Regions from separate parts of the Homo sapiens genome. Here all the other regions are linked to region 1. A link is a loop called in an ENCODE intact Hi-C map of the cell type or tissue named here. Cell type or tissue: heart right ventricle. All regions are shown on one strand.

Region 1 (5,000 bases):
CATTTCAGATTGGGTGACAGGGCAAGACCCTGTCCCAAAATAAACAAACAAAACACATTATACTTCATACATTTATTCAAACCCTAAAATTAAAGTGATTTCTGATAGCTACTGCCCCCAGCTACCTAGACAAAAAGTAAAAATTATCTGAAGGAAGATAACATCTTACGCTCCAGATTATTTGTACAAACAATTTTGCACATACTATATCCAATACATCATGAAAAACAGCCAGGCACTCAAGCAAGTAAGACTACATGAACACAAAATAGCAAAGAGAATAGGCAGAATCAAAATGACCTCAGATAGAAGGCTAAAGATATAGGAAGAAATGTTAAATGAAGAGCATGGCAACAGGGCAAATTTAATTAAACATCTACATGAAACCACAGATAAAAGTGATTGCCATGTTAGAAATGTATCTAAAATTGAAATACATGACAACCAACACATAAATAGAGAGATAAATGAAGTTGAAGTGTTCTAAGGGTTCTATTAGGATGTCTGGGAAAAGAAAAACTATATTAACATTATCTTTATTTCATTTTTATTTTTCAGTCTATGTCCCTTTTTAACATTTATTTTTAGAACTTTTTAAATTAAGGTATAACTTATATACAATTAAATTGCCATTTTAATGTACAATTTCTAGAAGTTTGACAAACTCAGTAATGAAATCAACCACTAGAATCAAAATATAGAACAGTTCCATCAGCCCATACAAGTCCCCTGTGTCCTTTCAGTGTCAAACCCTCCTCCAATCCTTGACAAATACTAATCTGTATTCTGTCCCTATAGTTTTATCTTTTCTAGGATATCATATAAATGAAGCCTTTTGAATATGACTTCTTTCACTTAGCATGGTGCATTTCAGATTCATCAAGGTTACACAGTTTGTTCATTTTTATGGCTGAGTACTACTCCATTGAATGGACGTATCTCAATATTCATTCTCCAACTGAGGGGGGTCTGCATTGTTTCCAGTTCAGGACAATTATGAATAAAGCCATTATAAATATTTGCGTACCAGTCCATACATAAGTTTTCAATACACTCTACGCTCTGGTAAATACCTAGGAATCAAATTTCTGGGTAGTATTACATTTAATAAGTTAAGGATAAATGTAAAATAGCAGGTCTTTATTTGGCATAACAAGAAATAAAACATAGAGAATGAAAGTATTTCAGACTGGCCTGAGTTATCACATACCTTCTTTGTGGTCTCGGCGATGTTCCTGTCACTCATTATTTTATTGCTTACTACTCTAATAAGATTATCAAAAATACTGGATATCATATTTGCCTACTGAATTTGTATTTTCGTCAATTCATCAAGTGATAAAGAAGAAACAAGTAATAGGATTTTAATAAAAATTGTGACAAATTGAGAAATGTAATGAACCTTTCAATTCTTTGGAAAAGCAGACATTACCTTCCCCTGACTATTCACTGAATTAGAATGGACTTAAAATGAAATCTTAAATTGTATGCTGAAAGCATATAAATGCCATATTTTCATCAGAAAATTAAGCCCACTATGAGGACAGTTGTTTATGAATTCCTACTCTTATTTCTATAAAATGCCTATGGTTATTAACTAATCAATAGGAATGGAATACTGAAAAATGCATAACATATAACCATAGAAATATTAAAACTGTTAAACATAAGCTTTTGGATATAGGATAATTTATGTAAAAAAATTTTTCAAGGCACTGAAATGAGAAAAAGTTCACAGCACTTGTCTTTTTTTTTAAATCTTTTTGGAGCTGTTGCCGTATTTCAGACATATTCTCTAAAATATCTGATCATTTCCCAATAGGGCAATACACTGACAAAGAAAGATTCTACTTTAGAATGCAGGCATGTGTCACTAAAATATCATTTTAAAGTTGTTTTACACTGCAGCATCACTAAAAAGTAATAAAGGTTGAGATAATCAGGATTAATATTTTTTATTTTGGTTCTTGCTGACACCTGCTGGTTCAATTTTATCTTCTTCCTTACTACATATTGATACGTTAACAGTTCTAAATACAAAGGCTTCTAGCACATAAAACAGAATCTTTAATCAAGGGACCACTGACCCAAAAACGAAATGAGCACATATCAGCCAATCACTTCCCATATTCACTGATTTTTATTGAAATCAGTGTTGTGGTTATTACTGTAACTCACTCCCTAATGAATGTACTTAATTCAAAGTCTGTTACCTAATATTTTGATTCTGCCTTATGACTTAATTCTGACATTTAATTCTGAAACTAAAGTTACAGTTTTTTTTTAACTTAAACTGCAAAAACCAGTAGGCCATATTAATAGAACTCAAAAACACAAAAACATGATGTCTTCAAAAATATTACACAAGGTACTACTTTTGTTTGTTTAAGCAAACCCCAAATCCCATACTGATGAAATTAAGACAATAAATAATATATCATCCTTACTAAATCCTTAAAATTTTGCTTTCTTCTTTCCCTCCTCTTTCCCCCAAACCCACTGTAACACAATGGAAGAGAAGTGGTACTTTCCTCTTTCTAAAAACTTGTTTCATATTCCTAACATTAAAAAAATTTTTTTAAACTGACTTTAAAGGGAAAAAAAGCTACAGTAAGCTGCCTTTTTACTTATCTTTTTATTCGCTCTTACTCTGTAGTTTTGTGAACCTAATAAGAAATAGACTCCACGTACCATTATTAAATAGGCAAAAGGATTAACTCAAATCTGAGACTGTACCTTAGGATGTGTATGAGAAAGCAAAAAAAAAAAATGTGAGTGCAGTGTATGTCATGAGTAAATACTTTTCATTTATTAATTACACATTAAATCTGTTTCTCCCAGAGCAAATACAGTTATATAAACCTAATTATTTTGGGCCAAGTAATCCTGAGTGCATACTATGAACAAGTAGTTCACACCCCTGCTTGGCTATCAGAATCACCCATGGAGCTTTTTTTGTTTTAAATATAACTGCTTGGGCCACTCAACACCTCCACCCCTGATTATGATTAGGTAAGTCTGAAGTAGGACCTACATTTCTGTATTTCGAAATAAATAAAACGGTACAGAGATGATTATCATGCACAGTTAGGTTTGAGACTGGCACAGTATTTTCATTTAATAGGAGTGGAGGTTCACTCTATTTTCAGTTTAGTTCTTTGCATCCAGATGTATCATTGAAAGTGATGCGCACTTGGCAATGCCTGCCAAAACTGCCGCTGTTTTTGGCCCCACTAATAAAGCTGTTTTAGACTCAGGCAAAGAACATGAAAGAAGCAGCTCATGCTCAGTGCCTTTCTGAGTATAAATTGGATCCAAACAAAAATAAGCAATGGGGTTTTTATTCACAGACACTGAATGATTACTTAGTGGAAGTAGGAGAAGAAGGAAGGGGGGACGGGGAGCAGCAACAGTAGCAGGGGCCTGGACTATTCCTGGGGCATTTTAGTTGTTGTTAATATTGTTGTTATTATATGTTACATTTTAAAAGAAGAAGGAAAATTGGGAGGGAGCACAAACATCCCTCCCAGGCACACGCGGATGTCTCTTGAATATCTCCCCATTCCTTTTTTTTAAAAAACAGATCTCAAGTCACACATTAGTTACAAATCTATATAAAATGTGTTTTATTCCTCAAATTGCAATGTTTGGAATAGTTATTTCAGCCAATATCTGTAAATGAAATACCTGAGTTTCTTTTTTTTTTTTTTTTTTTTTGAGACGGAGTCTCGCTGTCGCCCAGGCTGGAGTGCAGTTGCGCGATCTCTGGCTCACTGCAGGCTCCGCCCCCTGGGTTCATGCCATTCTCCTGCCTCAGCCTCCCGAGTAGCTGGGACTACAGGCGCCCACCACCTTGCCCGGCTAATTTTTTGTATTTTTAGTAGAGACAGGGTTTCACCGTGTTAGCCAGGATGGTCTCCATCTCCCGACCTCGTGATCCGCCTGCCTCGGCCTCCCAAAGTGCTGGGATTACAGGCGTGAGCCACCGCGCCGGGCCCTGAGTTTCATTTTTAAAATAACAAATACAGATCTAACCCATTAAACTTTAAAAACAAAAAGAAATCAAGCATCTCAATATATGCCATTTTAGGTACTGTAACAACATTACAGCACAGCAAAAAATAAGTGTTATGACTTGCTCTCATATTTATTTTTTATTTTTGTATTATTCTTTTGTATCAGACTCTTACTCTGTCACACGGGCTGGAGTGCAGTGGTGCAATCACGGCTCACTGCAGCCTCTAACTCCTGGGCTCCAGAGATCCTCCCGCTCCAGCCTCCCGGGTAGCTGGGCTCACAGGCACGTGCCAACATGCCCAGCTAATTTTTAAGAAATTTTTTTGTAGAGACAGGATCTCGCTATGCTGCCCAGGCCAGTCTCAAATCCTGGCCTCAAGTCATCCTTCCACATCAGGCTCCCAAAGTGCTGGGATATGGGCATGAGCCCCTGCAACTGGCCGCTCTCATCTCTAAAGTTTTCCATTGTATCCTCAAAATACAAAGACTACTACTTTCCCAAAAAGGATCTATGAAAAAATATTTTACAAAAGAAAACAGGAAGGAAGGAAGGAAGGAAGGACACACACACACAAAAAAAAAATGAATTCAACCTCTGTCACTTTCTAGGCCACAGGTCAAACCAATGGGTCTTTTTCTGAGCTCTCTTTATTAGCAGCCCCTGCTTTAGATGTGGGGGGTGAGGTTCATTCTTTTGTTAGTTTTATTATTTCTGTCATGACTGCTCCTGTTTTTACTGACTAGGAAGTGTTTTCAAACACATGATGTTACTTCTCACAGTCCTCACTGGATGAAAAGGGGCTTTATTCTCCAAAATTCAGTAAGATTGTCTGAGTCACAACAGAATCAGCTTCCCTTCTCTGGAATAGATACCAATGTCCGCACAGACAGAAATCTCTACTTCTCCTAGACATTAAAGTAACAGAGTTCTTGTGTGTTTGTCTTAATGTATTGCTTCTCAAACCTTTCCATGAGCAATGAAG
Region 2 (5,000 bases), 70 kb before region 1:
TTAAAAGTACTTAATGATTTTATCTTACCTCTATGCATGACTCTTCGAGAATGCATGTGTTCCAATGCACTGCAAAGCTGAACAAAATACTTCCAAACAGTTCTTTCAGGAATTAGCCTCTTTTGCTTCTTAAAATGCTTTTTGAAAATTAAAAATAAGAACTATAAAAACTAAAATTTCTCAAGACTGGATTCTGGTAAGCAAAAATCCGTAAGTCAGAAAAACAGCTAATTTTATCTACCATTATCAACTAAAAAGCATATGATCTTTATACTGAAATTATTCCAATAATTTTATCTGACATAATGGCTTAAGTTTTTTTCCTATTATAACTAAGGTTAGCGGAAACTGTGTAACAGTACCTTTTTGTGATGTCCCACTATTTCAAAAAATTAACATCTATATAAAACAATTTCTTGTCTTAAAAGGAAGATGTCAAATTTGATTTTAAGAAGAGCCAGAATAAAAAAGTCTAGATACCAGTAGGTAATTATGTTCATTAAAAGACAATTCTTCTCCTGGCAGAAGGTTTCACTACAGAATTCCTTTTAAATATTGAACCACCCTGGTGATTTGAAATATCATAATTTATTAAAAATTAAACAAATAAAAGGAATTTATGTAGAAAGTTTTCATGAATATTTCTACTGCACAATGCAAGTCAAACTTGTACTTTGCTTTGAATGAATGAAACTAAACTCCATGGAAGAAAAACCTTACAGGAATGCCCAGGCAAAAAGCTGACAGCACCAATAGGCTACTTAGGAGAGGGGTCCTGGCACATAAGAGGGCAAATACTACAATAATTGTAAAACCAGAGGTACTTATTTATGCTCATTTTTTCTACAATAAATCTGCTAGAAGACTATACTAATAATATACTACTTCAAGGACAAAGTTCTTAGCTTCATAAGACTTACAAAGATTCAACACATAAAAATTATTTTTCAAAAACAAAATGCAACTGGTTTCCCATTTAACAATACCTATAAATGACCAACATGAATATTGCATTGTAATAGGTTTCCATAAAATTTTCTAATAATTTTAACTGTTTTAAAATATATATAGGTATTAAAATTTAAATATGTACTTTAATGCAATTTATCCAAAGACATTTTGAGAAGTCCAACTAAATTGATTTTTTGTTATTGAATATGGAGGAACTATACTTGAGAAAATTCTAAAACAGCTACCTTTCAGTTTTTACACCTGTGACCAGCTGAGGGCAGGCTGAATGGAAAAACAGTACAAGGAAATCTGCTGATATCCTTACTTCATACTTAGCAAAAAATTATATCTACTGTCTCATATGTACTCAAGGTATGTACCAAAAGATAAATCTTTAAGGAAAAGCTAATAATCTTAGTTTAATCTTTCTTATAACACATATTACAGAAATAAATTTATTAGCAATTTCAATAGTTATTATATCAGTAACATTACATCCCAAAGAATAAATAACAATTAGATGACCAGGTAATTAAAAAGCAAATCAGGGTCTTACTAAAATGTTAGAAACCTCCCATATCATGTTTCAATACTAAGTCTTTTTAATTGCAGACTGTGTCAACATCAGTTTTCATTCAAAGGGGGCAATGCTACAAAATCAGTTCTTTACACATAATTTTCTTTCAGACTTGGAATGAGTCCAAATAAACCCTGTATATGTGCTCTCCCTGATGCTGGATTAGCATATCAGAGGACTGTTTGATGTCAACAGGAAGATGGGGACCAGGTTTCTTTTCATTCAAAAATAAATATAACATATCATGTGTGTATCAGACCATGAAAACAAATTTTTATGCTTTAATACGGATTTTGAAATCATCATAATTATAATGTAGTTGGCAGTTTACTTTTTAAATACCATTATAAAAAAGAAATCAAATCTAAAAGAAAAGGCATAATTTAAAAATTGCCCCCAAATTGCACAATAGGGAAGACGTTACCGGACCAAGATAATCTGATTATTTTCATGTTTTTGTATTCTTTGAGACTGTAACTTACAAGTTAAACCTGATGACAAGAAGCTGAATTCAATATACTACTACTCAGAATGACCTGGTCTAAGAGTTAAGTATCCAAATTCGTTATAGGCCTTTAAAGAATGACATGAATTTGACTTTTTCACAAAATAAAGGCAGTTTCATTATGCCATTAGTATCTCTCATTATTTTTAATGTGTGTGTTTAAACATATGTGGTTTTTAAACCATTCCTTAAGTATAGGGTTTTGGGGGTTTGTTTTTTTTTGTTTTTTGAGAAAACCAACACTTAAAATGAGAAAAGCCTGTCTGTTCTGATGGTGGCACTGTTGGCTATCTCTTAAAAGAGGATGAACAGCAAAAAGGCAATGAAAATTCGAATTCTTTTTACTATGGGTAAAATGTATATTAGCACTACAAAGCAGGAACTTCCATAAAGCCAAAGAATTTAAAAAAAGAAAGGACAATCTTCTCTTAAAATTTATTCTAATAAACACATATCTTTTTAAAAGTTAATTATCTAGCCAAAGAGCATTATTGTTTGAAAATCCTGTTTCCCTTGAAAAAAGGCAGCCCTATATAAATGTTTAGCTCTGATTAAAAAAAAAAAAATCTAATGCCAACGTGTAAAAAGTAAAAATGTACATATATTTGTTATATAGTAAGTTTTTAATATAGCAATAAATAATGTAACCAATCCATCTAAAAGTTGGTATCAATATAAATATTTATAAGAAAATGAAAGAATATGTGACAGGGCGCTTTTACAATATTTATGCTATGAAATAGAATTGCAACTTTTTTATAGTTGAAAATAAAGTATCTGAAAATTTATGGGCAGGCAAAAATAAACACCCAGATATACCTGATCACTTGGACATAATTTTGTTTAGTCTTTTTTTTTTTTAAGTAGGCTAGTCTTTTCCCTATGCAAATCTTCAAATACTATTTACTTTAAAAGTAACTTTTCCACTTTTATCAAAATTATTCAAATAAATACTGGATATTATTCAAACAGAAAAATCAGATGTGACAAAAAGCTAATCAATTTACATATAAAAGTATGTATATACAAACATCAGATTATATTATTTCTGACTTATGTGTAAGAAGATTACCATCATTTCACTTAGGTGAAATTCAGCATATCTGGTAAAACCCATCTGCGTCACCACCTAAGTGATTTATATTAATATAAAAAGGGCTATAGCTGATCCAAGCTGTCTCCTTTCAAAGATTTTGGGAAAATAGTCACATCTTAATAGACACACTCTTTTTAAAATTATTCATCTCCAAACATCCCACTACAAATTAAATGACCAAGACCAAATCCAATTATATAGTGGACAGTGAATATCTAAGTATCATTTTTGAACTCCATTGAGTAACTTGGTTCCTGCATTCTAGACATTACAACTCCAAGTAGAATATACACTGCTTATTTCTGAGTTATATAATTCTAATATTCTTCCTCAAGAAATCTCAGGAAGAGCTTCAGTGATATTACCCAGCATAACCTCATCAACAGAGAAAGATAGAAAATGATCTTATTTTACAAAAAAATTACTATTCTCTGTGGCATATCAAAACATTTAAGCATAAAGTTTGACATGTTAATCTTTAAAAAAGAAAATTTCAGGCAAAATATCTGGAACTATCAGGGTCAGCTTCATGGGCAGGAAACCTGTGTTATGCAGGTCTGGCACTTGGGGTTTAAAGCTCTGTTACTGCCATCTTAAAAATTTTTAATTTTTAACAAAGGGACTTGCAATTGTGTAGCCAACCCAGGGAATCATACACTAAGCATCCTTTAGAAATGTACTGCTGTGGTTAAAAAAATAAAAAACAAACAAACAAAAAAATGCAATCCTGGTGTGCAAGGTGTTTTTGAAGAGGATTAGGAAAAATGTTAATTAAATGATGAGAAATAATGAAGTCATAAGAGAACTAGAATTACAGGCACCAGCTGCTCTCCATTTCTTCCAAGTATCTAGTAAGAGGAAGTAAGTGATTTATGTTAAATATAAGGAAGCATTTCCTGCTTGGAGTGTTGTCAAATGTTTAAATGTGCCACTAACACAATCCATATCCATCTTATAATAATAGACCTGATTATAAGGTTTGACAGTAACTGGTTGTGTGACCTTGAACAAGCCATTTAACCTTGATGGGTCTCAGCTTCCTCACTCTATTATAAACAGAGTTTGGAGATGATCTATGACGTCTCCACCACTTCTAAAATATAATCTGTGGGTCTACAGTCTTAGTTTCAAATAAAACAGAAATAATAAATGTCTGTTTGGCACATTTCATACTTAAAAATAATAGTTTCTTGGTATGCCTTATCCTTCATATATCCAATTAGTAAAAACAAAGCAACAACAAAAAAACCTCAGAGATCCCTATTGGTCCATTTAATACTATAAAAGGTCTTAACATGAGATGACAAGCAGTTAGAATTCTTTGTTATAAGTTTGTAATTAGGTCAAACATTTACCATCAGAGGGGATGTTAAGTTCTCAAACACAGCATTGTAATTATAATGCAATTTTATAAGACTATATTTTGTCGTGGTTATTTCAAAGAATTAAATTCACAGAGACTGGGTGATGAAAAAGATAGGATGCTTCTGGAAGTATAATGGACAGTTCTAAGTGTGATTTTTATCATTTATTAATCTTTCTATGGAAACATTTTTCTTTGGAAGGCATAATGAGGTATCAACAAACTAAACTTCACAAATATTTGCTATACATAATTGTGGGAAATTATATAAAATTAAAATTTTGGTATGTAACACTAATTTACAGTGCATAAGTATTTTCTCTTTTGGCACAATGAATACAATTCAGATATCTTAAGTTGCATTAGAAGGTGTAAAGTAGGATGGGCCTGACAGTCATGAGATCACTGAGAATACTTATCACTAGCATCTCATTTTATCTTCTTATCCAAGGTCTACTAGTCTTTGTCTTTTCCTGTAATGTTGGAAAATCTATTAAGAGTGCTAAGC
Region 3 (5,000 bases), 59 kb before region 1:
GTCTGACTGTGAAGGAAAAAAAAGAACTAGGGTAGTAATTGAAGGAAAAGGCAGGCAGAGGTGAGGGTGGTAGGACTTAAGAGGGTCTTCTGAGATCATCTTACTTAAAATAGCAACACACAGGCTGGACACAGTGGCTCACACCTGTAATCCCAGCACTTTGGGAGGCTGAGGCAGGTGGATCACCTGAGGTCAAAGTTCGAGATCACCCTGATCAATATGGGGAAATCCCATCTCTACTAAAAATACAAAAATTAGCCAGGTGTGGTGGTGCACACCAGTAGTCCTAGCTACTAGGGAGGCAGAGACAGGAGAATTGCTTGAACCTGGGAGGCAGAGGTTGCAGTGAGCTGAGATCGCACCACTACATTCCACCCTGGGCGACAGAGTGAGATTCCATCTCAAAAAAATTAATTAAATAAATAAAATAAAATAGCAACACACCTCCTCCAAACTCCTTATTTAATTTTTCTCAATTGATTTATCAACATCTGGCATATCATATATTCTACTTGCTTTTAGCATTTTATTTGACTTCCCCACTGGAAAATAAGTTTCTTGAATGAATGAATGAATGAATGAATGAATGAGGAACAGGTGTGTGTGCATGTATATACATGTAAATATGTTTAAAATAACAGTGACCTGAGCATATTTAAATGATGAGAAAAGGCACTCAGAAGTGCACAATGGTTATAAATCTAGGACTGGGAACAGATAATGATAGGAATTAAGATTTCTGAGAATACAGGCAGAGAAAGGATAGAGAACCCAGGTGGAGGGACACATAACAATCCCTCCTATCTAACAAGAATACGGTAACAGGAGAGAAGGAGGAGAGAACAGTAACAGACACAAGTAGGTCTAGCAGGTTCAGTTATGGGAAGGTGAGGGTGCTCCTGTCTAGTGACTTCTAAATACTCTGTAAAACTGGAGGAATAAAGTCAACTTTGAAGAGTAGAAAAGGGTAGATTTGTATGATGCAAGGGGGCTAGAAGAAGAGTAGTGATCAGAGGTTTAAATGGAATAAAGAAAATGTGAATACCTATCAGATATCATACATGCATACAGGCACAGATGGATGGGTATGTGCACATACATTTGTACATATGTCTTTAAAAAGTATATATATAAACATACTATATATTATATTACTTAACCATCATAACAACACTGTAAGACAGGTATTACTGACCCAATTTTATTGATGTAGAAACTGGCTCAATCATTAAGATTAAATAACTAGGACAACTGATTAAAATCCTTTAATTGCCATCTGAATTCACCAGTGTAGTTTCAGAGATCCTGTTATAATCATCCCTTATAACCCACACTTTTCCTTTATATAACTCATTACAACTGCAGGTATATAGTTTTATATTAGTATTAGTCAAATGCCTGTTTCTCCCACTGGATGATGAGTTCCAAAAAGCCATGAACCATGCACCTGGCACATAGTAAATGTCTAATAAATGAAAAAATAAAATCTAGAGCTATTTTTTAAAAGCTACAAATTGGTACTAACTATTTAAGGGACTAATTTGGCAATAGCTATTATCATTTAAAATGTGCATACTCTTACTCGGCAATGTTTATATGAATCTATGTAATAGAAATAGACAATAGAGTATGTATAGATATAGTTGTATTGATGTAGATAAGGCTTTGTACTTGAGATTTCTCTGTAAGAATAAAAAATGAAAACAATCCAATTATTAACAAAGTAATAAAATAAATCGTGATGTGTCTGAGAAAGAATAAATGTATTAGTATATATTCTTATATTTAAATGGGTATAAAGATAGTAAGTAAAGTTGGGAAGGTTTTGTGCACGTAAAGGTTAGAGGTTATTTCTGGGACATGGGAGTGAGGGAGAAAAAGGAAGGACCATATAAATAAAATTGGGTCAGTAATACCTGTCATATAGTTTTATTATGATGGTTAAGTAACATAATATATAGTATGTTTATATGTATACTTTTTAAAGACATATGTACTAATGTATGTACACATATCCATCCATCTATTTAAAGGCATATGTACTAATGTATGTACATATATCCAACCACATATCAATCTTTCCTACCTGCCCAGGAAATCAACTCTTTATCTACACTAAACAATGCAGGAAGCCAGCGTGCTATAAGTTAGACTTGCAGGAAGCCAGACTGCTACCTCTAGTGACAATCTAGGAAGCTAAACAGTAACTTCTATAACAATTGATTAATAACTGACAGCTTCCCTAATTTTGTCTCTGCCTCTAACTAGGACCAACCAGAGAAAGCCAAATATGTACTCCTAACCAATCACAAGGACGTCCTGTTTCTAGTCAGCCGGTCTATAGCTTCTCTATGTCAGCAGCCTCCCATCAGGGCATACCCAAAGGCTTCCCTTTTCTTCCCTCTATGAACCTTTCATTCCTTTGCTTGCTTTTAATTCTCTGCCAAGATGCAAGTGATGACTGGCTGACTCCCTTGCTACAGCAAGCTCAAATAAATAGCTTTTGTTTTTCTCATTCGGTTATTCTTGTTTGTTTCTAGATGGTTCAACTTGTCTTCCATAGTAACAGAAGTTTAGCTGGGCATATGGCCAGCTGAATGAAGACTTTCTTTTCCAGCCTTCCTTGCAGCTAGATAGGTTCATGAGAGTACATTCTGGCCAAGGGAATGAAGTTGAAAATGTTGTGTGACAGGCAGCACTCAGGAATGTGCTTTAAGATAAAGCCAGCATGTACTCTTTGTCCCTTCAAGCCTAGTGTGACTTGATAAGCTAGAAATAGGCTGGGTCTCTAAAATACTCTTGATAGAGCAGAGCTACCATACTAGCCCCAGACTTTTATGTGACAGAGAAATAATAACAATAACAATAATAATAGCAGCAGCAGATACATTTACATAGCCTTACAATGTGTGAGGCATTCTTCTAAGCTCTTAATAAATACTAATTAATTCAATCATTACAACAATCCTATAAAGTAGGTTCTATTATTACTGTGTTTTTTAGAAAATGTGACACAGAGAAGTAACTGGCCCAAGGACAAACAGTTTTTAAGCTACTATTATTTAAGGGTTTCTATTAATTGCAGCTGAACTTAAACCCAATTAATATGCCCTTAGAAAAGAAGGTTAAACAACTTAATTATATTAATTATGAATTAATATGCCCTTAGAAAAGAAGGTTAAACAACTTTTATGTGGGGTTGATATCCAAGGTCTGACTGCAAATCCCACTTTCTTTGATGGATTCCCCCCCAAGAAACAGGTCAAGCTGCTCTAGAGTCTCTTTCTACCTCCTTTTACTCATGTCCAGAGACACAGGATCAAGCATGGTCTGCTCAGAGAATCAAACAGCAAAACTTTAACTCAACTTACAGAAGACAAGTATCTTGGCCTCTTTCCAAGTTGGTTTTGGGGTGTTTAGATATTTAAGCTGATCAGTGTAAACATCACCAAGTAAACCAGTTTCAGAATTATGATCACTAACCATCTACTATTTGTTACATATCTATCAGATAAGCTTTGCATTGAGGTCTTTAGTTTAAAATATCTAATATCCCTATGTGTTTAACAGACAATTCTATTAGAAAAAAAAACAAAACAAAACATTAAGACAATTTTTTCAAAACTTACCTTGATCATTCTGGATAGGTCGCCAGCATCTGCTAGTTCCAAAACTATGTTTAGTTCATTATCTTCAATGAATGATGCATAATATTTTATTACATTTGGATGGTTGAGTTGCTGAGAAAATAAAACAGGCATCAGAAAGTTTTCTTACTGTAAATATCCAAGAGTCACTTATAGTTTTGTACTTAAGAACAAACTTCACCGTATTTTTTAAATTACAGAAATCTTAACATGACAGTATACTTTTCTTTAGTGAATTGTGAAACAAATATTACAATTATTAAAAGTAAAACTAGGTATAAATTAATTTATCTTAATATTCTTTATTAGAAAGAATATATTTTACGTTTAAATCTTAATTTAAAAGTACTGCTATGCCCAATAAGCATATCAACAGATGCAAGAAGTAAATGATAGAATTAGGTCGCCAACTGCTAAAAATTACATCCTCAAAATGAGAACTTTCATTTAGGAACACTCAATGATAAATAAAGTATCCCTTTTTACTCCTACTTGGAAGTTATGGTTGGTCCTAGAATAACTCCAGCTAGTAGACAAAACACAGCTGGTACCTACTATACTATATCTAACTATTGCTTTTATATCAAATAACATACAGGACTTATTCATGTGAGCCAATTCATAAAATCATCCCTAAGAAAAATTTTACCTTGTAGAAATATACGTATCAGTCCCTACTCATTTGCAATCCTTTTGTTCAATCTTTAAACATATTAATACAAGATGAATTGTTTCTCTGAGAAATTATGCAGAAAGTATGGGTGACTTTCTTCTTTCTACTTAAAGTTTTCGCTGCAAATTTTCTATGATGACATGCTATTTCCACAGTAAAAGTTTACATATATTTAAGCCAGCTACTTCATGTGCCAAGAAATAACTACAACTAACAGAATAGTCAGAAAACATTGTTTTGACCTTACTTTCTTCCTTTTTGCATAAATCTGGTTCATTTTAGGCACTAACACAAACGGATGGCATAAAAAAAGAGCGAAGTCTTAACTAAAAGTTAAAAATACAACATAGGCCGCAGTATTTCTCAAAAGAAACTTCACTATAAAAGAAGCAGTGCAGAAATAACTGAAATCTCAGTCATATTCTTAGTAGATGAGAAACTAAAAAGCTAATTCCTGGCATACTCTTTACATGCACTCTGTCTAAGTCTGGAAAAAGTATTGAAACATTAGAAAATGCATGTGAACCATTTTGATTAGTCCACATTCTCAATATAATACATGTTGAGATAATGCTAATTTGCATTTATATTACTTAACCTTTAGAATATGTCTTGTTGGGGTGGTCAAGAAAAAAAAATTCTTCAATGTTTTATGCCCATTTTATCTATTTCCTACTTTG

The links. Peaks named below come from ENCODE experiments on the same cell type or tissue, not always from the same donor. Only the 100,000 strongest peaks of a DNase experiment are listed, where the experiment ranks them.
Region 2: a loop joins it to region 1, with 2.2 times the contacts of the local background. A loop is called at or near these places in 9 of 110 quality-filtered maps.
Region 3: a loop joins it to region 1, with 1.9 times the contacts of the local background. A loop is called at or near these places in 9 of 110 quality-filtered maps.

What each region holds. Positions count from the first base shown.
Region 1 is chr1:198,203,435-198,208,434 of GRCh38, reverse strand. All of the region lies in intron 1 of NEK7 (NIMA related kinase 7), which reads right to left. Among named protein-coding and RNA genes, the nearest start is that of NEK7, 49 kb to the right of the region's middle. In heart right ventricle, a CTCF peak has its summit at 1,982 (motif pointing left); a DNase peak (open chromatin) is centred at 3,214; H3K4me3 peaks cover 935 bases; H3K27ac peaks cover 1,542 bases.
Region 2 is chr1:198,273,098-198,278,097 of GRCh38, reverse strand. NEK7 (NIMA related kinase 7) reads right to left here. Exons shown (of 10, transcript NM_133494.3): 6 at 29-137. Among named protein-coding and RNA genes, the nearest start is that of NEK7, 120 kb to the right of the region's middle. In heart right ventricle, no CTCF peak of the experiment used is centred here; no DNase peak of the experiment used is centred here; H3K27ac peaks cover 1,628 bases.
Region 3 is chr1:198,262,865-198,267,864 of GRCh38, reverse strand. NEK7 (NIMA related kinase 7) reads right to left here. Exons shown (of 10, transcript NM_133494.3): 5 at 3,630-3,740. Among named protein-coding and RNA genes, the nearest start is that of NEK7, 110 kb to the right of the region's middle. RefSeq lists a silencer at 2,552-2,846. In heart right ventricle, no CTCF peak of the experiment used is centred here; a DNase peak (open chromatin) is centred at 2,626; H3K27ac peaks cover 4,200 bases.